Linked DNA regions of Homo sapiens: region 2 is linked to region 1. Evidence: read pairs that join two places in POLR2A ChIA-PET (ENCODE). Cell type or tissue: endothelial cell of umbilical vein. All regions are shown on one strand. Each heading gives the region's core, and the rest is flanking DNA. Links, peaks and the distances in the headings are about the cores only. Region 1 overlaps MAPRE1 (microtubule associated protein RP/EB family member 1). Region 2 overlaps C20orf203 (chromosome 20 open reading frame 203).

Region 1 (5,000 bases), core at 1-5,000:
GGTTCACACCATTCTCCTGCCTCAGTCTCCTGAGTAGCTGGGACTACAGGCGCCTGCCACCACGCCTGGCTAATTTTTTTGTATTTTTTTTAGTGGAGATGGGGTTTCACCGTGTTAGCCAGGATGGTCTTGATCTCCTGACCTCATGATCTGCCTGCCTCGGTCTCCCAACGTGCTGAGATTACAGGTGTGAGCCACCACGCCCGGCCTTTTTTTTTTTTTTTTTTTTTTTTTGAGATGGGGTCTGGCGCTATTGCCCAGGCTGGAGTGCAGTGGTGCAGTCTTGGCTCACTGCAACCTTCGCCTCCCGGGTTCAAGCGATTCTCCTACTTTAGCCTCCAAAGTACCTGGGACTACAGGCGTGCATCACCACACCTGGCTAATTTTTTTGTATTTTTAGTGGAGACGGGGTTTCACCATGAGGTCGAACTCGTGACCTCAAATGATCTGCCTGCCTCAGCCTCCCAAAGTGCTGGGATTACAGGCATGAGCCACCATGCCTGGTTGGAACTATACTTAAATAAAGAGTGTGCTCTGGCCTGCAGGTCCACCATCTTCTGCTCTAGAGACTGCATTCTGAGGCCTGAAGCTCAGCCCCGACTTCTTGGTGTCTATTATTGTGCATCCAGATTGCATGTTTTATTTGAGGACAGTAATTGTATTAACTACTGTCTGCTGTTCTAGTTTTATGTTCATCAGTGGCATTTCTTATTCCCAAGAAGTACAAGATCAAAGTCTAGCAAATATCATTTCAGCCACAATTTTATGGAACTACTGTTTAACAATAATTTGGCAAAGATGTAATGATTTAAAGTCTCGGTGTGGTGGCTCACGCCTATAATCCCAGCACTTTGGGAGGCTGAGGCAGGCAGATCACCTGAGGTCAGGAGTTCAAGACCAGCTTGGCCGACATGGTGAAACCCCGTCTCTACTAAAAGTACAAAAAAATTAGCCGGGGGTGGTGGCAGGCGCCTGTAATCCCAGCTGCTCTGGAGGCTGAGGCAGGAGAAACGCTTGAGCCCGGGAGGTGGAGGTTACAGTGAGCCAAGATCGCACCACTGCACTCCAGCCTGGGTGATAAGAGCGAGACTCCGTCTCAAAAAAATGAAAAATAAGTAGTGATTTAAAAGAAGAACAAAAACATGGTCTCTTTCTATGTATGCTAATCGTATGACGTGGGAAACTAGAAAGAAGAAAACAAAAAAATGCCTTATAATTCCACTATTCAAGCCGGCTACTGTTCACTCACTAATCATGAGCCACTGTGCCTGCCCTGGATCGATCTTAAATTACTGCCATTGCTTGGCCGGGTGTGGTGGCTCGTGCCTGTAATCTCAGCACTTTGGGAGGCCGAGGCGGGTGGATCATGAGGTCAGGAGTTTGAGACCAGCCTGGCCAACATAGTGAAGCCCCGTCTCTGCTAAAAATACAAAAAATTAGCCAGGCTTGGTGGCACGCACCTGTAGTCCAGCTACCCGGGAGGCTGAGGCAGGAGAATCGCTTGAACCTGGGAGGTGGAGGTTGCAGTGAGCCGAGATCATGCCACTGCACTCCAGCCTGGGTGACAGAGCGAGGCTCTGTCTCAAAAAAAAAAAAAATTTATTGCCGTTGCTTATAGGATTTTTTCTTTTTTTTTTTTGAGTTCAGCTTCTGCCCTTCCTTATTTTATAGCTGGGTCCTAGTCTCGGTCTTAGTTTCATTGACTTGTCTTGTTATTTCCTTGGTGAGGTGTATTTAATCTTGGTTTTACGGATGGTCAGATGGAGGCTACGTGTGAAGCTGTACAGTAACACAGTGGTGCCCAAGAGTTGTGTTTATTCAGCATTAATTACTTTGCTGATCATAGACAACAGGCTGTTAGCCTTAGATCTGTGCTGTGTCCCCCCCACCATTTTCTATTAGTTTCCTCATTATTCATTTCCCTATCCCCATTTGTGTGAGGCTTTTAAAGCACTTGTTTGACCTGTGTTCTGTGACTAATGTGAGGATGAGGTCATCCTAGTTTTCACTGGAGCCAGCTTTTTACCAGCAATTCCCTCTAAAATTTACCTTTTTCTGTAAATATATTCCAAAGTCTATTTCACTTAGTTAATTGGAAAATGTGATCTTTAATGTTTAGATAAGTTGTATATGTGCTGATCGGGCTCTAGGTTTATCTCATTCAGGCAGAGAGCTGTTGTAGACAGGACTGGGCATAAAGAGGCTTCAGTCTGCTCTGAGCCATGTGACTTTTGACAAGACCCTTAATGTCTTAGTTCTTCATCTGTGAACTGGGGCAGCGATACCTGGCCCACTTGTTGGCCAGTGTGAGAATCACCTATAATAACAGCTTTCAGATAACTGACTGTGTGCCAGACCCTGGAAATGAGTGCAGGTCATTTGATGGGGGCACATCCTCCTTTTACAGATGAGGAGACTAACCCTGGGGCACAGCTTATGTATTACAGAACCTGGTTTTGAACCAGATCTTTCTGAGCACACAGCCCACATGCATCCTGCTGCATACTTGTTATATCTTTTATAGAAACATTTGGAGGGGATTAAACAAATGTAAATTACAAATGTAAATTACATATAGTTAATTATAGTGATACTGTTTCACTATAAAGTCTGTGAGGTTTGTCAGTTGTTTTTTTTTTCTTTTTGAGACTGGAGGCTGGAGTGCAGTGGCGTGATCTCGGCTCACTGCAACCTCCGCCTCCCAGGTTCAAGCGATTCTCCTGCCTCAGACTCCTGAGGAGCTGGGATTACAGGTGCGTGCCACCTGTAATTTTTGTATTTTTACTAGAGACGGGGTTTCACCGTGGTGGTCAGGCTGGTCTTGAACTCCTGACCTTGTGATCCGCCCACCTCGGCCTCCCAAAGTGCTAGGATTACAGGTGTGAGCCACCGCGCCTGGGTGGTATGTCAGTTTTGTCTCATGTCTGCTACTTTTCCCAAATAAAGTGCTTTTTCTCCCTAGAAAAGGGTAAGTGCAGGACACTTAACTGTGATTTGTAAACAAACTTGTTCATTCATAACTAGTCTTCTTGAAAGCCGTATAAGATGTCTCTTGGAGTATGTAGATGGTTGCATTGTGTTTCACATTGGTGTTTAGAAAATGAGGTCTTGCTTCCAGTATGAGAGCAGACAGGATGAGACACAGACATTGTCTCTCTGAAGAAGGCCCGCTGCCAGGGGTTTGGAGTCAGAGAAAGTGAGGCTCCTCAACTCCTTGTGCTTACTGAGGCCCAAGGAGAATTCCAGGAGCTTTTGATGCTGGTGCCAGATCCTTCCTAACCTCATCTCTGATGAGCAGAGGATCTAGCAGACCAGAGTTCTCCACTAAACACAGCTTTACAAAGTAGGAATACATTTCTTCCTTGAGAGGGCAAAGTGCTGAGGTCCTTTGTTAATCTGCCTGCTGCCTGTGAAGTGGCCAAATTTTGTCAGCAGTGGGCTCTCCTACCCCCAACAGTGAGCTGAGCCTTTGCTTGGCTCTGGTAGAGGGAGATTAGGCAAGGATAACTTTCAGTGAAAGATTTGGCAGGTTGTTTCAAGATTCATTAATACATTCTGTAGTCTCCGTAGTTTGGAGAGCTAGTCATCAAGTATTTTGGAAAGATAGTCATCATGAGGAAAAACCTGGTCAAAGAGAATGATTTTTATGAGAGCTTTTTTTTGTCAGAAAGGGAGTACTGGTTGCTTTTGTGAATTGTTCCTGTGTTGCATTCCATATTCAGGCCCCTCTGCATTTTCTCAAGAGCACAGCTTGGTCCTCTGCACATGTAGAGGGGTCTCACTGAATGTATTCGGCTCTCCCCTTCTCCTCCTTGTCTTCTCCCTCCAGCCTGGCTTCCTTTATGGGTTCCTTCGCAGCAAAGGTGTTGATGTTCCCAGGCAAATGGTAGATTCCTTTCTCCTCAGCTTAATGTGGGGCCCCGACAGCCCTTGAGTTCATGTAAGACAGCTTGGCGATCTTGCTTCTGCTGCACTGCTAATGACATGGTCCTCCTGCTCTGGGAGTGTGTTATCACACCTGTAACCAGGCCTCTCCCAGCTCAGATCTGGTCTGATATTTCTGTTTATGGGATACTTTTGCCCTACCTGTCATTACTTAAAATCTCAGCTTTGTTTTCTCCTCAGGCTAGCTCCCTTTTCCAGGTACTCCATTTGGGGCCATGATTCCATCTTTCTTCCAGTGTCCCAGGCCTGAGAAGCATCTTTTGAGGCTAATTCACAGTTTTATTTGTCTTCTGAAAGAGCTTCTAGATCCAGCCCCTTCTCAGATTGCTCACTGCTGCTGCAGTGGCCTCCTGACTGAACACTAAGTTCCCTCTAAGTTCCCAGCCCCCACCTTCCCTTTTGTTATATTGCATAAGTCTGCAGCCTTTCTGAGGGACTGGTTTTATCAAGTCACATTTCTGATCAAGGAAGTATCTCTTCAAACTTTTTTTTTTTTTTTGAGGCGGAGTCTCGCTCTGTTGCCCAGGCTGGAGATCTCCGCTCACTGCAAGCTCCACCTCCCAGGTTCTCACCATTCTCTGCCTCAGCCTCCCAAGTAGCTGGGACTACAGGCGCCCGCCACCACACCCGGCTAATTTTTTTGTATTTTTAGTAGAGACGGGGTTTCACCGTGTTTGCCAGGATGGTCTCGATCTCCTGACCTCGTGATCCGCCTGCGTCGGCCTCCCAAAGTGCTGGGATTACAGGTGTGAGCCACCGCGCCCAGCCTCTTCAAACATTTTTGCCTAAGTCTTCAAGCACCTCCTTGATTTTTCCCTTGCTTTACATAAAGCAAACCAAAACAGAAGATAGGAAGCTCATTTTCTTCTGATTATGAATAGTTAGGTCTTCATTAAAAAAAATTAAAGGCCAGGTGTGGTAGTTCATGCCTGTAATCCAGCACTTTGGGAGGCCGAAGTGAGAGGATCACCTGAGCCCAGGAATTTGAGATCAGCCTGGGCAACATGACAAAACCTTGTCTCTAAAAAAGAAAAAGAAACATGAAGAGAATCATA
Region 2 (8,473 bases), core at 2,132-7,131, 160 kb before region 1:
GAGCACCACCCACTGGAGACACAGGCAGAATCAGAACTGGGAGTTGCCCAGCACTTTCCACCACCCGCTCACGCCCCAGGATGGCAGATCCAGCCTGGTACAGGCGACGCAGGATGATGGCACCCAATCTTGGGGAGCAGCACGAGCCAGGGGCACAAAGGGAAACTCTTTTCCTAAGCTTCCCCTGGTGGTATGGGGGTTTAGTCTTTGTTTTGGGGGCTTGTTCTAAATGCTAAACCTGGCTGACTCTGGGCACACTGCCTATAGGTTAGCCCTGCTCTGCAAGGAGCTATAGAGTTAAAAATAAATAAACGGGCTGGGCACAGTGGCTCACACCTGTAATCCCAGCACTTTGGGAGGTCAAGGGGGCAGGCAGATCACCTGAGGTCCAGAGTTCAAGACCAGCTTGGCCAACATGGTGAAATCCTGTCTCTATTAAAAATACAAAATTAGCTGGACATGGTGGCAGGCACCTGTAATCTCAGCTACTCTGGAGGCTGAGGCAGGAGAATCGATTGAACCCGAGACGGAGTTGCGGTGAGCCAAGATCACGCCACTGCACTCCAGCCTGAGCAACAAAGTGAGACTCTGTCTCAAAAAAATTAACAAACAAATCTCTGTTAAACCTTTGCAATCACCCTGAGATGTTCAACTGAGGGGTCCTTCTCAGTGTGAATGGCTGACAGGAAATCCCAGAATTGCCCCCATCTCAGCAGTCAGGAAGGAACAGCTCTGCCAAGCATGGTGGCTCATGCCTGTAACCCTAACACTTTGGGAAGAGGAGGCAGGAGAATCACTTGAGCCCAGGAGTTCAAGGCCGCACTGAGCTATGATCGCGCCACTGCACTTTAGCTTGGGTGACAGGCGAGACTCTGTCTCTATAAAAAAAAAAAAAAAACAAGAAAGGAACAGCTAGATATATATATATAGATAGATAGATATAAATATAGTTTTTTTTTTTTTTGAGACAGAGTCTCACTCTGTCACTCAGGCTGGAGTACAGCGGCTCAATCTCGGCTCACTGCAACCTCTGCCTCCCAGGTTCAAGTGATTCTCGTGCCTCAGCCTCCTGAGTAGATGGGATTATAGGCGCCCACCACCATGCCCGGCTAATTTTTTGTATTTGTAGTAGAGACGGGGTTTCACCATGTTGGCCAGGGTGGTCTTAAACTCCTGACCTTGTGATCCACCCACCTCGGCCTCCCGAAGTGCTGGGATTATAGGTGCGAGCCCCCGCACCCAGCTAGATTTATATTTTTACGTGGAATTTTAAAAACTACTGAATTCCCTTGGTGGAAATGAGAGTCAAAATAAGAGAATGAGAAAAAAAAAAAAGAATGGCTAAATAAATTATTAATAGAATATTTTACAGTCATTAAATAACTTTAAAGAAAATGTTAATGCTGAGAAAATATTCACCATGTAATGTTGGGGGAAAGCCAGCTACAGAGTATGATTACAATTAAAATGCACACATATATACATATATATATGATCTATATGGAAAAACAAGCCTGGAGAGAAATGTAACAAAATAGCACCATAGTTACCTCCGGGGAGTGGGATGACAGATGATTTTCATTTTCTCCTTTCTACCTTCTTGTAGTTTCCAAATTTTACAATGAGTACAAATTGCATTTATAATTAGACATAAACCAAAAAAGCATGAGTTGGGCTGGGGCTGGATGGCAGGGTAGAGGCTTCACCAGCCCAGGTTCATCCCCTCCACAGCCAGGATGGAGCTGCTTGGGCGCTGGGCTCTGTCCTCACCAGCTGGCCCAGCCAGGCCACAGGAGGCCTAGGACGGCCTGCACCACACTGTCCCCGGAGGGACCAGCCATGGGACACTGCCCTCAAGGAATCCAACCCCTGCCCGGGGCCCTCTGGAGGGTCACTTGTAGGCCATAAATGTCCTGGCTGGGGACACTGGGAAATGAACCACTCAGGGCTGAGAATCAGAACATTCATTATCTGCTGTACGAGAGAAGCCATTTTCTTTGTTCCTTGTTTTTGTTTGGGATGGCTGAGTGCAGCAAGTGGGCTAGGGAGAGCTGGCCTTTGTCACCCTCCCACTGTGGCCCCGCAGGCTCTCAGCCTCCCCATGTGGGAGTGGAGCACCCAGCTGCTCTGGTCTCCCTGGACTTTCTGATCCCAGCGCTCTGGGTTTCTTCTAACCTGGGAGGTGAGGGCCCTGGGTGCTGATCTGCGCCTTAGGGAAGCCAACCAAGTTCACTTAAAAGCAGTGTTGGAAAGGCACTGACAGTGAGATCCAGGCCGGCCTCCTGCCGGGGTCTCCTCATACCCCCACCTCTTTCTCAGCACAGGGTGAGAAGCCAGTGGTCTCCAGCCTGGATCCCCACACAGGTTTCCAGAGAAGGGGCTCCCCGCTTGCCAGAGCCAGCCGTAGAGTTGGGCAAGTTTAAGAACACTGCCCTCACGTCCTTCCAGCCCCAGCCCTGCCACCCCACCTTGGGGTCCTGGAAGCTCCTGCCCTCCTCCTGGGCTATTTTAGCAATCAGGTCACCCGTTGGCTTGCTGTGAGCTTGAGGTCGATGGAAACCCACAGGCCTTTTCTACAGAGCTGGTGGTATCTCCCCCTCCTCTAGATGCAGCCACAGGCAGGCTCCTCAGCGTGAGAAGAGAGGACCAGGCAGTGGCTTGGCAGTCCCCCACAGTGTGGGGCCCCTCCTCTCTCAGGAACTGAGGCCACACGCTGCCACCCACACCATCCCAGCCAGTGGTCCTGCAGATGTGGCTGACAGCAGGGAGGAGAGCCAGTCACAGGGCGTTGGGTGCCTGAGCACCCACACATCCCCACACTGTGCCCCATGGGTGCTGCACACAAGGCCCTCAATCCAGTCTCCACGAGCCCCAGGCAGTGAGTCGATCCTCATTTAGAGCAGAGCTGAGTGATCGGCCAAGGTCACCGTGCTAGTGTGCAGCAGGGCTGAGACAGACTCCGGAGCTGCCCCAGCAAAGCCCAAATCCATTCTGGCTGCACTAGTGTTTACCCAGGACCCCGCCCTTGGTGGCCACTGGGTGTCTGGTCCCTGATCCAAGCTGCCAAGTAAGTTCCCCTGATGGAGCTTGGGGGAGACTTTGTGCCCTGGTTCTACCCACACAGCAGGGTCCCAGGTTCCTAGGACCACGCAAGGCCCAAAGCCCCTCTCTGATGGCCCGTGGGTTCTGCTCAGAGGATTCTGATCACCTACTCCTGTTTGGGCTAAATCCTAAGTAGCAGCAGATGGGGCCCTCTGGCTGAAGGCTGCCCCAGTCTCCAGCTGCAGAATGCGGGACAGTTCCCATCCACCCTCCTCCAGACACCTGACAGGGAGCAGGTGGCCTTTTTGGCCAGCCCCAACCAGGTGCCAGACCAAGAGCAGAGAGCCTGTGCTCAGGAGCCTCCACTCCACCCAGGGAAGAAAGACATAAACACGCACAGGAAAGGGCTTTTGGAGACAGTGCTGGGGAGCCCCAGTGACCAGGCCGGAAACACTGTAGGAGGTGGGAGGGAGATAAGGCCCTGCCCAAGACTGGGAAGAGCAAGGCGCGGTCCAGGAACCAGACAGAAGCTGGTGTGGCTAGAACAGCGCTGCCCAGTGGAAAACAACGCAAACCACAAGTGTGAGCCACACAGGGAATTTGAATTTTTCCAGGAGCCACGACAAAAAGGTTTTTTAAGGCCAGGTGCGGTGGCTCATGCCTGTAATCCCAGCACTTTGGGAGGCCAAGGAGGGTGGATCACGAGGTCAGGAGTTTGAGACCAGCCTGGCCAAGATGGTGAAATCCAGTCTCTACTTAAAAAAAAATTTTTTTTTTAATTAGCCAGAGGCTGAGGCAGGAAAATCGCTTGAACCCGAGAGGCAGAGCTTGCAGTGAGCCCAGATCATGCCACTGCACTCCAGCCTGGGTGACAGAGTGAGACTCCTTCTCAAAACAAACAAACAAACAAAACCACTTTTTTTAAAAGATGAAGTGAAATTAGCCGGGTGTGCTGGCGCATGCCTGTAGTCCCAGCTACTCAGGAGGCTGAGGCAGGAGGATCACTTAAGCCCAGGAGGCAGAGGTTGTAGTGAGCTGAGATCATACCACTGCACTCCAGCCTGAATAACAGGGTGAGACCCTGTCTCAATAAAAAATAAATAAATAAAGTAAAAAAAAAAAAAAAAAAAAAAGATAAAGTTGGTTGAGTGTGGTGGCTCATGTGTAATCTCAGCATTTTGGGAGGCCGAGGCAGGAGGATCTCTTGAGCTCAGGAGTTCAAGACCACCCTGGGCAATGTGGCAAAACCCCATCTCTACAAAAAATACAAAAATTAACCAGGCATAGTGCCACATGCCTATAGTCTCATCTACTCAGGAGGCTGAGGTGGGAGGATCACTTGAGCTCAGGAGGTTGAGGCTGCAGTGAGCCAAGATCGTGCCACTGCACTCCGGCTTGGGCAACAAAGTGAGACTCTGTCTCAAAAAAAAAAAAAAAGTCCAGGCGCAGTGGCTCATACCTGTAATCCCAGCACTTTGGGAGGCTGAGGCGGGCAGATCACTAGGTCAGGAGATCGAGACCATCCTGGCTAACATAGTGAAATCCCATCTCTACTAAAAATACAAAAAATTAGCCAGGTGTGGTGGCATGTGCCTGTAGTCCCAGCTACTCAGGAGGCTGAGGCAGGAGAATTGCTTGAACCCAGGAGGCGGAGGTTGCAGTGAGCCAAGACTGTACCACTGCACTCCAGCCTGGGTGACAGAGCAAGACTCCATCTCAAAAAAAAAAAAAAAAGATGAAATTAATTTTAATTTATATATATATATATATATATATATATAGTTTTGTTTTGTTTTTTAGAGATGGGGTCTTCCTTTGTTGCCCGAACTCCTGGCCTCAAGCAATCCTCCCACCTCGGCCTCTCAAAGTGCTGGGATTACAGGCATGAGCCACCACGTACAATTTGATATATTTTATATAATCCAATGTAACTAAAATATTATCATTTTAATATAATCAATACAAAAATTAATGAGATGATTTACATCCTTTTTTTTGACACTCTGGCTTTGAGATCTGGTGTGTATTTTATAGACTGGCCACATTTCAAGTGCTCAGCAGCCACAGATGGTCAGTGGCCACTGGCTGGGGCTGCACTGGGGCAGAGCACAGTGAGTAAAGGGGAGGAGATATGAGGTAAGGTCGAAGCAGTGGGAAAGGGTCACCTGGGATTTTATTCCAAGAGCTTCGAGGTCGTGGGAGGGCTTTAAGCAGGGGCATCATGTGATCTGACTACTTACTGTCTTTGAAGCTGACTCTGGCTGCTGCCTGGAGGGCTTCGGAGCAGGTGAGATTGGCTGCCCAGTGAGATGCCCAGGTGGGCTGAAGGTGGCCTAGAGCTGCGTTGATGACAGCCACAGAAGAGCTTCAGGGAATACTGACAAGGCTGTGGGCAGGCAGTGAGACAGGGAGGCAGGCCTGGCCGTCTGCTTTTCCTCTCCCTCTCTTTGACCAAAATTCCATCCATGTAACCCTGTTCCTATAGCTGCCTTCCTTCCAGGAAGAGATCTGCGCAGTTGCTACTTAACAAAGCCTAGAAGAACCCAACCAGAATAATTTTGCCAAGGGCTAGAATTGAAATATCTGCCACCTTCTGTAGCTCATAGAATCACTGTATTTCTGAGCAAGAAATCTTTTATTTTTTTAGACAGAGTCTTGCTCTATCACCCAGGCTGGAGTGCAGTGGGGCAATCTCGGCTCACTGCAACCTCCACCTCCCAGGTTCAAGCAATTCTCTTGCCTCAGGCTCTTGAGTAGCCGGGACTACAGGCGCGTGCCACCACACCCAGCTAATTTTTTCTATTTTTAGTAGAGACAGGTTTCACCATGTTAGCCAGGATGGTCTCGATCTCCTGACCTCGTGATCTGCCTGCCTTGGCCTCCAAAAGTGCTGGGATTATAGGCATGAGCCACGGCGCCAGGCCTAGAAATCTTCTAGCCACTCAGTATCATACAGTGATTAGGTGGTCTCTGGGGCTAGCCCGCCTGGAGTGAATCCCTGCTGCCCCTCTAACTAGCTGTGTGACCTTGCACAAAATACTTAATTCTTCTGGACTTCCATGTCTTCATCCGGACACCAGAGCATTAATCATCTGTATCTCTTGGGATGACTGGGAGGGGTAAATGGGTCTGTAAGAGTGGTTACACCAAGGGCACTCCTGTTATCTATTATTGTTGATGTTGCCACTGTTATTAACCTACAAGAACATTGAGCCCCAGGGATAGGAAGGGACCTATCCAATGTTACACAGCAAACCTGAAGCACAGCAGGAAGCAGAATCTAAATTTTTAACTTCTGAGGTGGGGCACGGTGGCTCACATCTGTAATCTCAGCATTTTGGGAGGCCGAGGCGGGTGGATCATTTGAGGTCAGGAGTTTGAGACCTGCCTGGCCAACATGGTGAAACCCCATCTCTACTAAAAATACAAAAATTAGCTGGGCGTGGTGGCGGGTGCCTGCAGTCCCAGCTACTCGGGAGGGTGAGGCAGGAGAATCGCTTGAACCCGGGAGGTGGAGGTTGCAGTGAGCCGAGATTGAGCCACTGCACTCCAGCCTAGGTGACAGAGTGAGACTCTGTCTCAAAAAAAAATAAATAAAAAAATAAAAATAAATTAAAAAAATAGCTGGGTGTGGTGGTGCATGCCTGTAATGCCTGTAATCCCAGCTACTAGGGAGGCTGAGGTAGGAGAATTGCTTGAACTCGGGAGGTTGCAGTGAGCCAAGATCGCCCCACTGTAGTCCAGCCTGGGTGACAGAGTAAGGCTCCGTCTCTAAATAAATAAATAAATGAATAAATGTTTAATTCTGGCTCTTACTCAGAGCTGCCTCTCAACTGAATTTGCTGGTTGTCCCTTCATCCAGACATTGACCATGTTCTTGCCATGTGCTGGTGCCACGTCCACAGCTTGGGGGAGACACTAAGATGGTACAAGACTCATCTCTACAAAATCGAAGTTTTCCAGTTCAGAAGGAAAAGCTCTTTCTCAAACACTCTTGGCCACAGCGGGAGGAAGCCTTAGTGCATGCAGAGAGTCGTGTGCTGGTAACGGGGCAATTAAAACAGTACTGGTTGAAGAACCAGGAGATCCTGGGGTGCCCCAGCCTCTGCCCAACTTGCTCTGTGATGCAGGCAAGGGGCTTGGCCTCTCTGGGACTCAGTGCCCTTGTGTGTGCTGAACTTGTGTTAACTGGGGGCGGACTCTAGGCCCAGACCCTGACTCCAAAGTATGCACAGCCGATTCCCAGGCAGGCTGGGAGGTGTAGCTAGAACTATAGGCATATGCCTCCGAGGACACAGATCCTATGGCCCGAATTTTCCTGGAACACTTCTGGCTGACCTGCTCCCTTCGTAAGAGCCATGTGTGTACTTGATCACACATCCTGGGTTTTAAAATATAATTTGTCACTATAATAAAGTCATGAGAGTCTAGTTCATCCATTTCACAGACCAGTAACATTTCCAAAGAAACTCTGGGGAACCTGCAAAGGACTGAAAGTTGTTATTCTGCCAAGGAAGGCCCTTAGAACCAAACGACAAATGGTGCTGGAAAAACTGGATATCCACATGCGAAAGAATGAAACTGGACCCTTTCCTTACACAACACAAAAATCAACTCAAAATGGATCGAAGACTTAAGACCTGAAACTATAAAACTTACAGAAGAAAATATAGGGGAAAAGTTTCATAGCACTGGCCTTAGTAATAATTTCTTGAATATGGCACCAAAAGCACAGGCAAGAAAAGCAAAAATAGACAAGAGGGACTACATCAACCTAAAAAGCTTCTGCCCAGCAAAGGAAACAAGAGTGAAAGGCAATCTACTGAATGGGAGAAAATATTTGCAAACCATATATGTAATAAGAAGTTAATATCCGGCCGGGCACAGTTGCTTACGCCTGTAATCCCAGCATTTTGGGAGGCTGAGGAGGGTGGATTCACGAGGTCAGGAGATCGAGACCAGCCTGGCCAATGTGCTGAAACCTCGTCTCTACTAAAAAATACAAAACTTAGCTGGGCATGGTGGCGTGTGCCTGTAATCCCATAATCCCAGCTACTCAGGAGGCTGAGGCAGGAGAATCGCTTGAACCCGGGAGTCGGAGGTTGCAATGAGCCGAGATTGAGCCACTGCACTCCAGCCTGGGTAACAACAGTGAAACTGCGTTTCAAAAAATAAATAGGCCGGGCTCGGTGGCTCACGCCTGTAATCCCAGCACTTTGGGAGCCTGAGGCGGGCGGATCACCTGAGGTTGGGAGTTCAAGACCAGCTTGGCCAACATGGTGAAACCTTGTCTCTACTAAATAATACAAAAATTAGCCAGGTGTGGTGGCAGGCACCTGTAATCTCAGCTACCTGGGAGGCTGAGGCAGGGAGAATTGCTTGAACCTGGGAGGTGGAGGTTGCAGTGAGCCGAGATCACGCCACTGCACTC

The links. Peaks named below come from ENCODE experiments on the same cell type or tissue, not always from the same donor. Only the 100,000 strongest peaks of a DNase experiment are listed, where the experiment ranks them.
Region 2: POLR2A ChIA-PET joins it to region 1 with 5 read pairs; 7 of 35 experiments call an interaction of 5 or more read pairs at or near these places.

The regions. Positions count from the first base shown.
Region 1 is chr20:32,826,311-32,831,310 of GRCh38, forward strand. All of the region lies in intron 2 of MAPRE1 (microtubule associated protein RP/EB family member 1), which reads left to right. Among named protein-coding and RNA genes, the nearest start is that of MAPRE1, 8.9 kb to the left of the region's middle. In endothelial cell of umbilical vein, for the core only: no CTCF peak of the experiment used is centred there; a DNase peak (open chromatin) is centred at 1,951; H3K27ac peaks cover 924 bases.
Region 2 is chr20:32,662,003-32,670,475 of GRCh38, forward strand. The region is part of intron 1 of C20orf203 (chromosome 20 open reading frame 203); the gene reads right to left. Among named protein-coding and RNA genes, the nearest start is that of C20orf203, 7.7 kb to the right of the region's middle. RefSeq lists enhancers at 2,460-3,028, 2,829-3,018, 3,029-3,596, 4,818-5,318 and a silencer at 3,253-3,723. In endothelial cell of umbilical vein, for the core only: a CTCF peak has its summit at 3,597; no DNase peak of the experiment used is centred there.